Linked DNA regions of Homo sapiens: regions 2, 3, 4 and 5 are each linked to region 1. The links are chromatin contacts, found by Hi-C or POLR2A ChIA-PET in ENCODE. All regions are on one chromosome and are shown on one strand. Each heading gives the region's core, a stretch centred on a gene start or an enhancer-like site at or near the end of the contact. The rest is flanking DNA. Distances are from core to core; before and after follow the strand shown. Region 1 holds the start of PSD2-AS1 (PSD2 antisense RNA 1). Region 2 holds the start of SPATA24 (spermatogenesis associated 24). Region 3 holds the start of MATR3 (matrin 3). Region 4 holds the start of SNHG4 (small nucleolar RNA host gene 4). Region 5 overlaps ECSCR (endothelial cell surface expressed chemotaxis and apoptosis regulator).

Region 1 (2,700 bases), core at 71-2,570:
TGGTACATTCAGGAGGGCATGGTTTTACAGAGAAGTTTGAGGCCCAGAGATGTGCGAGCTGCACTCAAAGTCACACAGCAAGTTTGGTTCATTAGCAGGGTAAGTTCTGGGGGGTGGCAGGTGGTGGAGTCTCTTAGCTGTCCTGGCACTGGCTGTGGGGTCCTTGGGTCTTCTGCAAACAAGGTGTTTGCCCTAGCACTTGATGCTGCAGCCCAAGGTCCCACAGGGGCATGTCACAAGGCCAGCTGCTGGCACGCAAGTACTCACAGGCACAGCCTCTTGTTCATATACACTGTCAGGCTCTGGGTGAAGGCTATGTAGAGTTGAGTGACAGAGCTGGGTCTCCAGGCTGTGTCACTGTGAAAGAATTGGGGCAGGGTTAGAACCCCACTAGAGTGAATTCTCCTACCTGTCCCTCAATTTGCCACAGGCAGATGGTGGAGGGACTTTCCAGCCTCGGCCACACACTCAGGCCCCCCTACCACCACATTTGCCCATTAACAGCCCCACTCCAAGTCCTGAGTCATCTATGCTGAGTCGCCTGGGGAGGAGTGTGGGCCAGGAGACTGGGCAGGATTTGCGAATGGCAACCCCAGGGGGCCCTTTTCCCAGCATGGGTGGGCGGGGCCGACGCAGTGGGGAAGGCAGGGTGGAGGCCTTCTGAGAGAACTTCTCTGCTCCTAGCTGCCAATGTCCTGACTTCGCCCCCGTCCCCAAGAGTGACTCAGTGTCTGCTGGATGCGGTAGTGCGGGTGCGGGGCAGTGCGGAGCTGCTGCGGGTTGCCCAGTGCCACTCCCTTCAGAGCAAACCCACTTCTTGAGGCCCCGAGGCCCCCGCCTGGGGGTCTCCTGTGTTCACGTGTGCCTGCCCAGGCTGTCAAGTGAAACATGACCTCAGGGTCAGCCTGGCCTGCCTCTGGGGCTGCATTATTTGCGGGGTTTCCAACATGATGGTACCACCCACACTGTCCGGTCACAAACAAGACCGACACCGCCAGGTTTACCTGCTCCTGCCCCCTCAAACCATTGAATCAGCCCCTCTCTTGCTATTGGATGAGAGGGGTTGCCAGGACCAAGCCCCTCCTCCCCACCGCCAAGGTGACCACACGTCTAGGTATCAGGGGTGGTGGGCCCACTGCAGAGCGCTAGGCCGAACTCATCTCCTGGATCCAGGCCAAGCTCCACCTCTCTGTCTCTCCAGACTCAAGTTGGTCATTTGTATCGTGAAAGCTGGACAAAACTATATCTAAGCTCCCCATCTTCCCTCAAAGCTTGGCCTGGGGAGCCCTACATGAAACCTTGGAGCTTCTGAGCCTTCCCCCACCCCCAGCGGGGGGCTTTTCGTTCTGTGAAGGTCTCAAAGTAACATTCTAAAGAGGCACCGTGAGAGCCAATCAGAGAGCCCATGTAAATAACGGCCCGCTGATTGGCTGTCTCCTTCACGCCCTGAACGAAACTTCAACTTCATCAACTCAGCGAAGATTTTTTCCTCTGGCCTCGCGCGCCCTGCAGAAGGCGGGGCTGGGGGGTCACCCGAGCCTTCTCCCTGCCGCAGGCTACCTGGGCCCGCCGAATGGGATCGCGCTGGGACAGGCGGGGGCGAGTGTGCCGCCCTGACCCTGGCCCCGGGGGTGTTATTCTGGTACAGAATCCCCCGCGGGGGAGGCCCGAGAAGTGAGGCACCCCCGCTTCTTTGTAGGACCGCCACAGAACGGGCTGCAGGCCGCGAGTATAGAGCTTGGCTGGGCGGGATCGATATCTGCCCGCTGGACTGATGCGCGAGGGAGGCTGCTAGACAGGCTGGCTTTGCGGCAGTGTGATGGCCGCGCAGCACCCCCTGACCCCCACGGCTCCCCAACCCCGCCATTCCCTTCATCTAGCGCTCCCGGGGAAGCCGAGGCGGGCAAGTGGCGTAGCGATGGAGGGCGCACCCAGGGGCAGCGACGCTCCCTCGCTCTGGCTCCCAGCCCTGGTGGTGGGTGCAGGAGTGAGGGTAGCCCAGGGTCGCACCCTGCTCCCAACCTCGGCTCGTCCCCACCCTCCACGGTCGTCCGCAGCTCGAGGCAGCCTGCATTTCTGCCAGTATCCTGTCCCCTCGCCCGGTCCTTCGCCCTCCTCCCACTTTCATTGTGTGTCTCCTCTCTGGCTCTGAGGTTCCTCCTCCCTCCCTTCTCTCTCTGGGTGTCTCCGTGTCTATCTCCACATCTCCATCTCCATTTCTTTCTCTGCCTGTCTCTGTCTCTAGCTGTCTCTGTCCCTCAGTCTCTGCTCAGGTCTCCGCTCGCCTCTTGCTCATTTTCGTTCCTCTCTTTGTCTGTCTGACTCTCTCTTGTCTCCCCCCCTTCAGTTACCCCCAACCCCCCGCACACACACACACCTCACAGCCCTGTTTACGACATCCCCTGGGCTGGCAGGTGGGCGGGGCTGCAGCAGAGCGGGGGTGAGAGAGGGAGACGCAGCCTCCCCCCCAGCTGTTAACCTTCACGCTTCAGGCCTCTGCGGATGGCAGAGGAGGGGGAAAGCCCAGCTGCCAGCTTGGCGGAGGTGACCGGGCGGGGGCTGGGGGCTGTCCCTCCCTCTGGGCTCGTCTCTGGGGAGATCTGGGGCCGGAAGGAATGTGGTGGAGGGCGCCTTCGGCTGAGGAAGGCTGTTGCCGGATGGGTGGCCTCCTGAAGGCTTGTGCTGGCGAGGCGGGTGCCC
Region 2 (2,700 bases), core at 152-2,651, 340 kb before region 1:
AACCATCTGCAACAGAGCCTGGCTGAGGGAGGGCCTGGGGCTGGAGTAGAAGGGGCGCCCTCTAGGGACCAGGACCAAAAGCGGATAACAGGATGATGCTCGTGGTACCTAGGATGAGACTGAGGCCTTGGGAAGGGAGAATTCAGTTCCACAGATAAACTGAGACTCAGCTCTAAGTGCTGCCCTCAAGGAGCAGCCAGTCTCATGGAGGAGGCAGTCCACAGTTAGCACTTCTAACATGTTGTGTGCCTTGATGGGGAGACATAAGGGGATCTGGGGCTCAGAGGAGGCCCCAACCCAGCCTGGGGAAGGGTCAGAATCACTTCCGGAGAAGGGGATGTTAGACCTGAGATCTGACTGCTATATAGGGTGGGCCAGAAGAGGGATAGAGAGAAAAGCACTCTGGATGGTGGGGACACACATGCCAAGGTCAGCTGCCAAGAGGAAGACCTGGGTACCTTCAGGGAATCAAAGGCAATTCAGTGCCTAGAGCTCCATATATTTTGTTGAATGAGAGCATTAGGGTAGCAAATAGGACAGGTCTCTCTCCCCTTTCCCCCACATTCAACTTCCCAGAAGGGAAGAAATTGTCTAAGAACAACTTAGAATGAGAAGTAGATGTGAAGCCAGTTTTATTTCTGAGATGGAGATACATCCTAACCTTCTTATCAAGACAGGAAAACAAAACCAGAAAAACCATGAACTCCAGATGGCCAGGATTCTATCATGCCTACCCAGGTAATCTGTGACTGCAATGCTTTGCACCCATTAGCTGGGGTTTGATTGAGAAGGCAAAAGCTAAGGCATGTAAAGTTCTTGGAGGCCCCTAAGTTAGCGCTGGCAAGGGCCAAATCTGCGCTTACTGCATTCAACACGGCACTGCCTTTGACTCTCGGGAATGGTGTCCATAATAGAAGGGATGACAGTTTCTCTGCCTGCACAGGAGGGCCATGGGAACTCAGTGACGTCATCTCCACTGAAAATGGGGAAACTGAGGCTCAGGGACTCTCTACCAGCTCTTGCAGCAACCAGGCAAACGGAAGGGAGAATATGGCTTGATTTTAGTTAAAATTCCCTGGTTCAGGAAGGTCCGCCCCTTTTTGGCTCCACCCCTACCGACTGAGCCCGGCCTCCTCCTGATGACGCCATGGGCCATGCGTTCTAGCCACGGCCCCCGCATCGGAACAGGTTCTGGCCCCGCCCCCACCAGTGAGGCATCCGGCCCCGCCTCTCCCCAAACTCCTCTGGCTGCATACCACGTTCCTCAGCTGGTGGATTAGTTCCTCCTGAGACTCAATCACGTCCCGCAGTTGATCTAAAGCGAGACACACAGATCCTGACCCCGCCTTCGACCACCCGAGGGGCGTCGCCATCTTCCGCCCCCGCCAGCTAGTTGGAAATGGCTGCCTCGGGGGTGATCCTCGCCGTCGCCCACCAATGAGAATGCGACGCCACAGAGCACCCTGGCAACGGGGGGCGGGGACTTCCTATGTTAGCGGGGCGAGGGGCCGCCTCTTAAAGGAGCCGCCTGGAGCGGGGAAACTGCTGACAACCCTTAAGGCATTTAAGTTTACAGGAAATTGCGCTTTTATTGCGTCTTCTGTTTCTCACGCAGTCCTGAGAAGCCGGCAGGGCCCGGCTTGTACTTTCCTTGCCTGCGAGCAGGCAACACTCAAAACAGCAGCCCTCAGCCTTCACCCAGGGCCTGTTAAACTGCATGACCACGAAGCAAGAGCCAGCATAGGCAACTCCTGCATCTTTAGCTTCTCATGCCTCTTTCTCCAAATCTTTATCCTAATCTCCAAATTTCCTCCATTGTATGAGATTCCAGCCTCCTGGAACACACTTAGTACTTAGGGGTCCTAAGCCTAAGCACGGAAGATAGACGAAGATAAAAAATGAGAATGGCTACACCTGAGATCAAAGTCTTCATACTCTGATACCAGGCTCTGGGCACTAGAGTCTGCACTAGAGTCATGTGCCACCACCCGAGGAGGAGGACCCTGAAGAGATTAGGAGGACTGAAGAGGGCTTGAAGGAGGAGAGTTTAGTAAAATGAAGTCAGGGAAGGATACGGTGATTACGCACACTCACCAAGTCTCTATTGAAGGCTTTTTTTTTTTTCTTGGAAACCCAAATAAGATTAGGTTTGGAGAACATCAGAGCGAATATATATTGTGTTCACTATTTCGTGGCACCGTTATGTTTATATTATTTCATGTGACCCTCATGGAACTCCTATCAGCCCCTTTTTACCTAGGCTCTATGAGAATGAGAATGAATAACTTGCCCAAGGTCACTCTAGTAAGTTGTGGAACGGAGTTCTGCTATGGGCAGTTTGGTTCCAGGGTCCGTGTTTTTGTTTGTTTGTTTTTTGAGATGTAGTCTCGCTCTGTCGCCCAGGCTGGAGTGCAGGGACGTGATCTCGGCTCACTGCAAACTTCACCTTCCGGGTTTAAGGGATTCTTCTGCCTCAGCCTCCCAAGTAGCTGGGATTACAGGCGCCCGCCACCACGCCTGGCTAATTTTCTTATTTTTAGTAGATACGGGGTTTCACCATGTTGGCCAGGCTGGTCTCGAACTCCTGACCTCAGGTGATCCGCCTGCCTCGGCCTCCCAAAGTGCTGGGATTACAGGCATGAGCCACCGCGCTGGGCCTGGAGTTCATGTTCTTAACCAGGATGTTGTGCTGCATTTGTG
Region 3 (2,700 bases), core at 149-2,648, 450 kb before region 1:
GTTATGTGTAAACTGCTTATTGCATTGCCCACCTTATAGAAAGCACTCCATATTATAATCATTAACTGTGCTGGAAAATTCCCAACTCTCCAGATGCGGAGTTCTGCAAGGATGGTTGGGGAGAGAGTTGCAGCCAGATTAGGTCTCCAAACAATTTACTTAAGCCTCTGAAGGCCGGAGCTCAAATCCCTCCAACCCGGGTACCTAACCAGTACCTCAGTCCCAAGAGTGTATTGCATTCAGTCAAATTCACCAAAAGGCGGCGGTGGTCTTTAGGAAGGAAAAGGCTCGCGGTCCTCCGCCTCAACGACCCTCCTGCACAGAATTCCTGATTTTAAAAACCAGCTGGCCACTTTGGGAGGCCGAGGCGGGCGGATCACAAGGTCAGGAGATCGAGAGCATCCTGGCTAACACGGTGAAACCCCCGCCTCTATTAAAAATGCAAAAAGAAATTAGCCAGGCGTCGTGGCGGGCGCCTGTAGTCCCAGCTACTCCGGAGGCTGAGGCAGGAGAATGGCGTGAACCCGGGAGGCGGAGTTTGCAGTGAGCCGAGATCGCGCCACTGCACTCCAGCCTGGGTGACAGAGTGAGACTCCGTCTCAAAACAAAAAACAAAACAAAAAAAACAGCTGGCTGGGCGTGTAGGCTCACGCCCTTAATCCAATGCTGAGAGGCGGAGGCGGGAGCACTGCTTGAGCCAAGGAGTTCCAGACCAGCCTAGGCAAAATAACGAGACACCATCTCTACGGAAAAAATAAAAATAAAAAAGTTAGCTGGCCATGGTGGTGCGAGCCTGTAGTCCCAGCTACTGGGGAGGCTGAGGTGGGAGGATCCCTTGAGGATAGGAGTTCGAGGCTGCAATGAGCCATGATAACGCCAGCGCACTCCAACCTGAGCAACACAGTTTATTTATGATAAATAAATAAACATACCTAAATAAAAACCAGCCAAAATGGTATCGTTTTCCCTTTGTGGCCCCAATATCTGGCGCTTTCCACCATTCCTTGGCAAACAGAACAACCAGAGAGCATAAAAGTCGAGTCTAAGCCAGGGACTCTCGCGAATCCCTTCTAAGGCATACCCTATTTAAACTTTGTATTATGCTATTCAGGAGGTTGACAAACAGCCTTTTCGGGAATGGGACTCGAACTCGTAAGCCACGTCTGTTCCTCCATTTCCCGCCTCAGCTGGATGACGGAGAGGGATCTCCGGGATTAAAGAACAACGACCGCAGGCGAGTGCACGAGCGAGGTGCGCGCGCTGAGTAGGGGGAGGGGCCTGGCGCGCGCCGAACCAGATCGAGGGGGTGGGGGCGAGCTCTCTCGCGAGAGTGGGTTTGTTCTTGGGCTGCAGCCGCTGCCGCCGCTTCTCGCCAGCGCCGTTGCTGCGGGGGATTGTGGGAGTCTCCGCGTCCCGCTCGCTGGGAGAGAGGTACCTCTCCTTTTCCCTCTCCCTTTCCCTAAGGTAGGCGTGAAGCGGGTAAGAGTCGGGGTCGGGTGGCTGGGGGTTCTCCGTGTCCGCCGGGAGGGGACAACGACGGCGACAGGGGCTGCGGGGAGCCGGCGGCGCGCCTTTCTTGCTCGCTCCCGCTCTGCCTCCCTCCGCGTTGCGTATGTGAGCCGCCTGATCGGCGGCCGCCATGTTAGGAGCGCAGTGGCGGCGCAACCAGCCTTCTAGGGCGGCGGAGGTGAGCGGTCCGGGAGGGAAACACGCGGCCGGCCAAGGGCCCAGGGTGCGGCGGGAGATTTTGGGTGAAGAGGTGCGCTGACCGGCCGAGCTTCCTGCGCGTCCTGGGCTCGTTGTGGGCGGGGGCGGGACGACTAGCCCGTTACACGCGGGCCGCGGCGCTGAGGGGGAGGGAGGAGCTCGCTCGAGGCCTGAGGGACAGACTGTACACTGGGGGCTTGCCGTTTGAGGAGGATGGTTAAGATATCTAAGTCCTTGGGTAGCGCCAGTGCCAAATAACCCGTTCGCCTTTTTTTCTCTGAAAATGTTCCCCCAAAATGGAGGATTTCGCAGACTCTGAAGAGCCTGCTTGTTTGAGCAGCGTTTCTTTCTTTTCCCGGTGTCTCGGCCTTCACGCCGCTCCTTGCCCATCGCCTCAGAGCGCCCCCTAAGACTCCCGGCCCACACGCGCGCGCGCGCGCGGCGTTAGCTGGACATCAGAAACAATTCCTCCCCGCCCCCCATCGCGTAAAAATGGCCGAAAAATGAAACGTTAACGCTTGTTTTTCGTACTGCGTCGTGGAACAAGCCGCCTGCAGTACAGTGCGAGGCGGGTGATTTGCACTTGTTTAGTCAAGTCACCTCACATCCTTTTTCTCTTTATCAAAATAGTATTAGTCCAGGTTCCTCCAGAGAGGATCGTGTGGTGTGGGACCTTCCGGTTTCCAGACAAAGGGTTTTGGAGTACCGTGGTGTAGTCGCCGCATCGTTCTTTGCATTTCGAGCTCTGTGCCATGTTCTGTGTTCGGCATTTACCGTGGATGAATATCCCCTAGGTGTTTATCCTGCTCTGTGGCCCTGTTCTGTGGAATATTCCTATTGGATCAGTTACAGTTTTTTAGCCAGATATTTCTAGAACGGTTATGGTGGTTCTGAAATGGCTAGTCTTTCGGGCGCGCTGGAATAATGTGAAGAATCGTTGATTTCGTAGGTAGGGGTCACGAGATTTTGTATTGGTACTGCGTTCTGTGTTTT
Region 4 (2,854 bases), core at 336-2,835, 470 kb before region 1:
CTCTCTCCCCAAAGGTCTGCATAGCTCCCTGTCCTCAGTTACTTCTTGTCTCTTCTCTGAAAGCACACATGCACATTCACACACACACATACACACACACACACACACACACACACACACCCTATCTTTCCTTTTCATGAATCTTCAGGGTAGCTCTGCCCTCTCCACTTTGTGTGTTTGGAAGGAAAGAAAGCGAAATATATGAGATGCCAATGCAATTTCTCCTTTAGCAGAGCTCGGTAGGACAATTACCCACCCAATCTGCCTGGTTTTATAGCTCTCATAACCTTCCTTTATGAACACGCTGTGACAGCCGGATGTGGGCATTGATTATGGCAGCAGTCTTCAGCCACATTCCTATTTAACTGCAAAGCAGAGCTCCTGCCTACCAGCCCAGCACTGGTCATGTGACTTTTTAAATTACTGTATTTATGTAAGCCTTTTCCCAACCAGAGCCTATGTCCAACTGCATCAAAACTGGGGAGGATTTGAGCTTGCCACTTCCCCTCCAGTGGCTCTTTGGCCCTACAGCCTAGGGTCTCTTGCTGGAATCAAACTGGGGCTCTGGGCTTTCTTAGGAGAGGTCTGCAAGAGTTGGGGTGCACAAGAAGCATACCTTTTTCATTATGAAAGAGCTGAGGAAATAGACAATGAAACATGTTGGCAGATGCCAAGGGCAGTGGCTTGGTTCCCAGGGGTTCACCTGGCAATGGTGCCAGGTGCAAGAGATCAGCAAAACTTACAGGATTGGTTGTTGTTGTTGGGGGGCGGGTGTCGGAAAGGAATTTGGGGGAATTAGAGAATGGAGTTGGGAATCACTGCTTGTAGGCCTTCCACTCTGGACCCCAGCAGAATCATATGGACTCTAGCCACTGGGAGAGGGAAGTTTTAGTGTTCCAAAGAAATCCTGGTAGCCTTGCAGGCAGTCTGTCCTGACCAAGGACTCTGCCTGACTGTGCCATGGTGCAGGGCAAGTCTAGCAGAGAAAGCCAGTGTTCTTCAGTTACTGCAGCTCGGCGAAGAATCCCACTGCAGGGCACTAGGGAGGCCGGTCCTGCAGAGGTCAGCAGTAGGAGTGACTGGCTTAATCTATTCGAAAACCTCCTGGAAAGATCCCGAAGACCGTGGACCAAGGTGACCTGCGTGGGTGAGCGATCCATTAGCCGAATGACAGCGCTGCCGCAGAAAGCCAGAAAAAGGATATGCGTGGGAAGCGCAAAAGCGTGGGCTGGGCCTGCAGCAACGGAAAGGCGCCACGCTCGTGAGCGGAACCAGCGTTCCGGGGGCGCTCAGTGTGGGCAGGCAGGAAGCCTGGCTCCACTAGGACACACAGATTCTCTCCTGAGCAGCTGCGAACTATGCGCCCCTTCTACCCTTAAGAGATGGGATGGGAGTCCAACAAACCCAGCCATTGCTCAGACCCCAGCCCTTCTCTCCTCTAAGAAGCAGGTTCACCTCTGCCACCGCACTCGCATTTTTTTTTTTTTTTAAAGCCCGGCCTTTCCTAGGCGGGGTCAAGGGCCCCGCCCACCGAAGCCACGCCCAGTAGCCGCCCCGGGGCGGGGTTCCCCTCGGCTCCCGGCTGCCCTTTCCCCTCCGGCCTCTGCCGGTGCTGCTGCGCCCTGCGGAGCTCCGAACACGTGCGCGTGAGTAAGGACCCAGAGGGGAGAGTCCTTGGAGGTTTCCCAGCCTGGGGAAAGAAGCAGTGCAGGGTGGCTTCTGCCGGGGCACGGGACGAAATTGGGGTTCGTCCCCTCGTGATCCCGAGCTTGGAGGGCATCTGAAAGAGACTTGGGCCTCGGAGTCGTCCCCTGTTTTTCTACCATCCCTCTTCCCTCTTCTCCCTAGGGAGTCCCATAGAGCCTGACTCCGAGAGCCTCGATCTCCCAGGGCCAGAGGCAGGGACTTTGGAAGGTTTGTGAGGAACAAATGTCCGGTGGAACTGAGTCAGCCCCTTTAACCCGAGCCTTGAAAGGGGCAGGCTATTTTTAGATCTGTTTTTAGACCCAGCGAACAATGAACCCTCTCTACTCATTTTCCTGTTCCTCTAAATTATTTGGAGGAAGTCAGGAGTGAAATTTGGGGATGGCTGGAAAAAGGTATGATCTTAGCCTTACATAAATTATAATGGTGACTGTGAGGCCGGGCGCGTGGCTCACGCCTGTAATCTCAGCACTTTGGGAGGCCGAGGCGGGCGGATGACGAGGTCAAGAGAAGAAGACCATCCTGGCCAACATGGTGAAACCCCGTCTCTACTAAAAATACAAAACTTAGCTGGGCGTGGTGTCGCACGCCTGAAGTCGGGAGGCTGAGGCAGGAGAATCGCTTGAACCCGGGAGGCAGAGATTGCAGTGAGCCGAGATAGCACCACTGCATTCCAACCTGGTAACAGAGCAAGACTCCGTCTAAAAAAAAATGGTGACTGTGTAGGAATATTTATTATCATTTGTGCAAACATTTTGGTTATTTTTATTTTTTTTAACGGAGTCTTGCTCTGTTGCCCAGGCTGGAGTGCAGTAGGGCGATCTCGGCTCACTGCAACCTCCGCCTCCTGGGTTCATGCCATTCTCCTGCCTCAGCATCCCGAGTAACAGGGACTACAGGTGCCCGCCACCACGCCCGGCTAATTTTTTTTTTTTTTTTTTTTTTTTTTTTGTATTTTTAGTAGAGACGGGGTTTCACCGTGTTAGCCAGTATGGTCTCGATCTCCTGAACTCGTGATCCGCCAGCCTCAGCCTCCCAAAGTGCTGGGATTACAGGCGTGAGCCACCGCGCCCGGCCTAACATTTTCGTTATTGCTTTTAATCAGTAGTTGAGGTCTTGGCACGACTACTGCCTCCAATTCCCCTCACAT
Region 5 (2,700 bases), core at 90-2,589, 290 kb before region 1:
TTGTGGCCTGCAAGAGAAAGCAAAACACATAGCTTGGTAAGTCCCCTGCCCAGCACAGAGCCTAGAAAGGAACCCTTAGAATGCCTTCTGGCCCAGCCTGGGCAACATAGCAAGACCCTGTCTCTAAAAAAAAATTTTGTTTTGTTTTGTTTTTTTTTTTTTTTTAAATTCTCCAGGCACAGTAGTGCACACCTGGAGTCCTAGCTACTCAGGAGGCTGAGGTGGCAGGATTGCTTGAGACCAGAAGGTTGAGGCTGGCTGCAGTGAGCTATGATTGCACCACTACACTCCAGCCTGGGCAACAGGTGGAGACCCTATCTCAACAAAAAAAAAAAAAAAAAAAAAAAAAAAAAAAAAGAAAGAAAAAGAAAAAAGAAAAGAAAACACTGGCCAGGTGCGGTGGTTCACACCTGTAATCCCAGCACTTAGGGAGGCTGAGGTGGGTAGATCACTTGAGGTCAGGAGTTCAAGACTAGCCCGGCCAACATGGTGAAACCCTGCCTCTATTAAAAATACAAAAATTAGCAGGCCTGATGGCACACGCCTGTAATCCCAGCTGCTTGGGAGGCTGAGGCATGAGAATCGCTTGAACCCGGGAGGTAGAGGTTGCAGTGAGCTGAGATCATGCCATTGCACTCCAGCCTGGGAGACAAAGTGAGACTCTGTCTCAAAAAAAAAAAAAAAGAAAAGAAAACAGAAAAAAACGTTTTGGCTTTCTAAGCCTACCATGCTGGAAGGCAGACACACTAGGCAGAGGACTAAAGGATGTGGGCTGTGGCTCACGGTGCTGGCTTCCTCTGAGACTGTGACTCAATAGCAACATCACCACCACCTCATGGCTCAGAGTCCCGAAGTCCTTCCCTGTCTCTTCAATCTGACATGGGCATTTTACCAACCTGATGCAGAGTCAGGAGAAGGTTATTTTAAACTAGTGACATTTCTAAGGACAGAAGATCAATGACCTGCCACACCTAGACAAGGAAGGGCCCAGGACTCCAGGTCTCTAGGCTAATGTTTACCTTAAGCTACTGTCACCCTGGTCCTGCCCCCAGGGAAGGGGCTGAGAGACGGGAAGGTGAGTGAGATGGGGATGGGGATTAGGGCTTGTATCTTGCCTAGAGGTAGGGGCCTGTGCAGAAAGTAAGTTCTGAGGTATATATAGGAGGCAGGGAAGCTCTAGCATGAGCAACCCATTCACTCTCACAGGCAGAGGATACATAGGAAATGGTTGTTATTGACCAAACCCAGAGAGGGGTCAGTCACCAAGAGTCCCCAATCAGAAGCCCTCACTGGCTTTTTTGTATGTACACGTGTGTCTGCGGGGCTCTATGCAAATGTATGTGCATGCTCGTGTGCCCTTGTGTGTGTCCCGCTGTGTATGTGGAACCTGAAAGGTCAGGTTGTATTTGCTCATTTTCCACAATGAAATCATTCTTGAAACCTGTGAACAATGTGAAAGGAAAACAACGTGGGGAAGTGGAGCCGCCCAGCTGGGTTCCCGTCCCTCTGCTTGAGCAGGGACTACAGCCCCTGGCCTGGCTCTGCTGCTCCCTTGGTCTCTCAGCATCAGGGGAGCATTCAGCCCAGGCCTGGGTGGACAGAGGCGGCTGGGTGCCAGGGGCCCACCCCAGCCTGTGGCAACCTGCTGCTCTGCTTATTTTCCTTAAGCCACTGCCTTCCTCCATGGGGCTATCATCTGGATAGTGTAGAATTAATTGCTTCCAAGTGTAAAATTACCAAACCCTGGGCCATGTTTTTCTAGATCACCATTTCTGAGAGCCCCATTCCCTTGTTGGCGAGAGGGGGATGGTCAAGAGGGGAGTCAAAATTTATAGGAAGCCCAGGCTAGAGAAAACCCTTTCTAGCTGGGGAGGACCCTTGGAGAATCCTTTTAACCCAAGGCATGTCCTGAAAACATGTATCAGTTACTAATCCAGCATATGTAATGTATTTTTTGTTTTTTTTTTTTCGTTTTGAGACAGAGTTTCGCTCTTGGTCACCCAGGCTGGAGTGCAGTGGCGCGATCTCAGCTCACTGCAACCTCCGCCTCCCGGGCTCAAGCTATTCTCCTGTCTCAGCCTCCTGAGTAGCTGGGATTACAGGCGCCTGCCACCATGCCCGGCTAATTTTTGTATGTTTAGTAGAGATGGGGTTTCACCATGTTGGCCAGGCTGGTCTCAAACTCCTGACCTCAGGTGATCCATTCGCCTCAGCATCCTAAATGCTGGGATCACAGGCGTGAGCCACCGAGCCTGGCCTAATGTACTATCTAAATGCTGTAAGGTTATAACTTAGTTTTTGGTGGGAAGGTACAGGGAAGGCACAGGGAACTGCCTTCCTGCATTTATCTAGAAAGAAAATTATTCAGTGGCTTGGGAGGAGTTCCAAAGTCACAAGCTTCAAGACCCTGCTCTTTCTTTGCCTCTTGCCCCTCCCACTACCCAAACTTTTTGTCACCAACAAAGATTTCTCTGTGGGTAAGGGAGGGACTTAGGGAGCATCTGTGTCTACAGCCGAGGGTGTCTCTGACCACTGGGCCTGCAGATTCCCAAAGAACTCTAGCCACAGGAATTTTTGATTTCCCAGGTCTCCCCTCTCTAATTCTGTCTGCTTTATCCCCTTCTAGTCTATCTCCACACACACCCCTCCCCATTTTTTCCTCAAAAGCATAGTTTAGAAGTTAAAATCGTGGATTTTAAT

Evidence for each region. Hi-C counts contacts between places; a loop is a spot of excess contacts on that map. ChIA-PET counts read pairs that join two places held with the same protein, here RNA polymerase II (POLR2A). Pooled maps may share reads with other maps.
Region 2: a loop to region 1 is called in a map of B cell, with 2.8 times the contacts of the local background. The contact joins the promoter of SPATA24 here to the promoter of PSD2-AS1 in region 1. A Hi-C loop is called at or near these places in 1 of 168 maps with a recorded cell type or tissue (B cell), 3 of 37 single-sample maps with no recorded cell type and 9 of 50 pooled maps. POLR2A ChIA-PET finds 5 or more read pairs at or near these places in 1 of 52 experiments (WTC11).
Region 3: a pooled map shows a loop between it and region 1 (3-fold over the local background). The contact joins the promoter of MATR3 here to the promoter of PSD2-AS1 in region 1. A Hi-C loop is called at or near these places in 5 of 50 pooled maps. POLR2A ChIA-PET finds 5 or more read pairs at or near these places in 3 of 52 experiments (CD8-positive, alpha-beta memory T cell, RWPE1 and naive thymus-derived CD4-positive, alpha-beta T cell).
Region 4: a pooled map shows a loop between it and region 1 (4-fold over the local background). The contact joins the promoter of SNHG4 here to the promoter of PSD2-AS1 in region 1. A Hi-C loop is called at or near these places in 6 of 50 pooled maps. POLR2A ChIA-PET finds 5 or more read pairs at or near these places in 2 of 52 experiments (B cell and CD8-positive, alpha-beta memory T cell).
Region 5: a loop to region 1 is called in a pooled map, with 3 times the contacts of the local background. The contact joins the enhancer-like site here to the promoter of PSD2-AS1 in region 1. A Hi-C loop is called at or near these places in 5 of 50 pooled maps. POLR2A ChIA-PET finds 5 or more read pairs at or near these places in 4 of 52 experiments (RWPE1, T-cell, activated T-cell and 1 more).

Annotation. Positions count from the first base shown.
Region 1 is chr5:139,744,903-139,747,602 of GRCh38, forward strand. It overlaps PSD2-AS1 (PSD2 antisense RNA 1), which reads right to left and starts at 1,321. Exons shown (of 3, transcript NR_105053.2): 1 at 1,292-1,321; 2 at 268-357. It also overlaps a transcript of PSD2 not described here. RefSeq lists an enhancer at 1,191-1,838.
Region 2 is chr5:139,402,688-139,405,387 of GRCh38, forward strand. It overlaps SPATA24 (spermatogenesis associated 24), which reads right to left and starts at 1,402. Exons shown (of 6, transcript NM_194296.2): 1 at 1,257-1,402; 2 at 1-6. The coding sequence starts at 1,373. RefSeq lists enhancers at 766-1,339, 1,165-1,394, 1,340-1,912.
Region 3 is chr5:139,292,342-139,295,041 of GRCh38, forward strand. MATR3 (matrin 3) reads left to right here and starts at 1,399. Exons shown (of 15, transcript NM_018834.6): 1 at 1,399-1,464. LOC124901081 (a long non-coding RNA gene) reads right to left here and starts at 1,216. Exons shown (of 4, transcript XR_007058956.1): 1 at 933-1,216. RefSeq lists enhancers at 1,471-2,174, 2,175-2,700.
Region 4 is chr5:139,272,516-139,275,369 of GRCh38, forward strand. It overlaps SNHG4 (small nucleolar RNA host gene 4), which reads left to right and starts at 1,586. Exons shown (of 7, transcript NR_182757.1): 1 at 1,586-1,646; 2 at 1,849-2,099. It overlaps LOC124901081 (a long non-coding RNA gene), which reads right to left. Exons shown (of 4, transcript XR_007058956.1): 4 at 552-1,139. It also overlaps a transcript of MATR3 not described here. RefSeq lists an enhancer at 940-1,289 and a silencer at 1,580-1,659.
Region 5 is chr5:139,458,177-139,460,876 of GRCh38, forward strand. It overlaps ECSCR (endothelial cell surface expressed chemotaxis and apoptosis regulator), which reads right to left. Exons shown (of 10, transcript NM_001077693.4): 2 at 1-7. Among named protein-coding and RNA genes, the nearest start is that of ECSCR, 3.2 kb to the right of the region's middle. Within about 2 kb of position 1,340, at least 15 of the 41 ENCODE cell types and tissues checked have a DNase peak (open chromatin) inside an H3K27ac peak, as active enhancers do.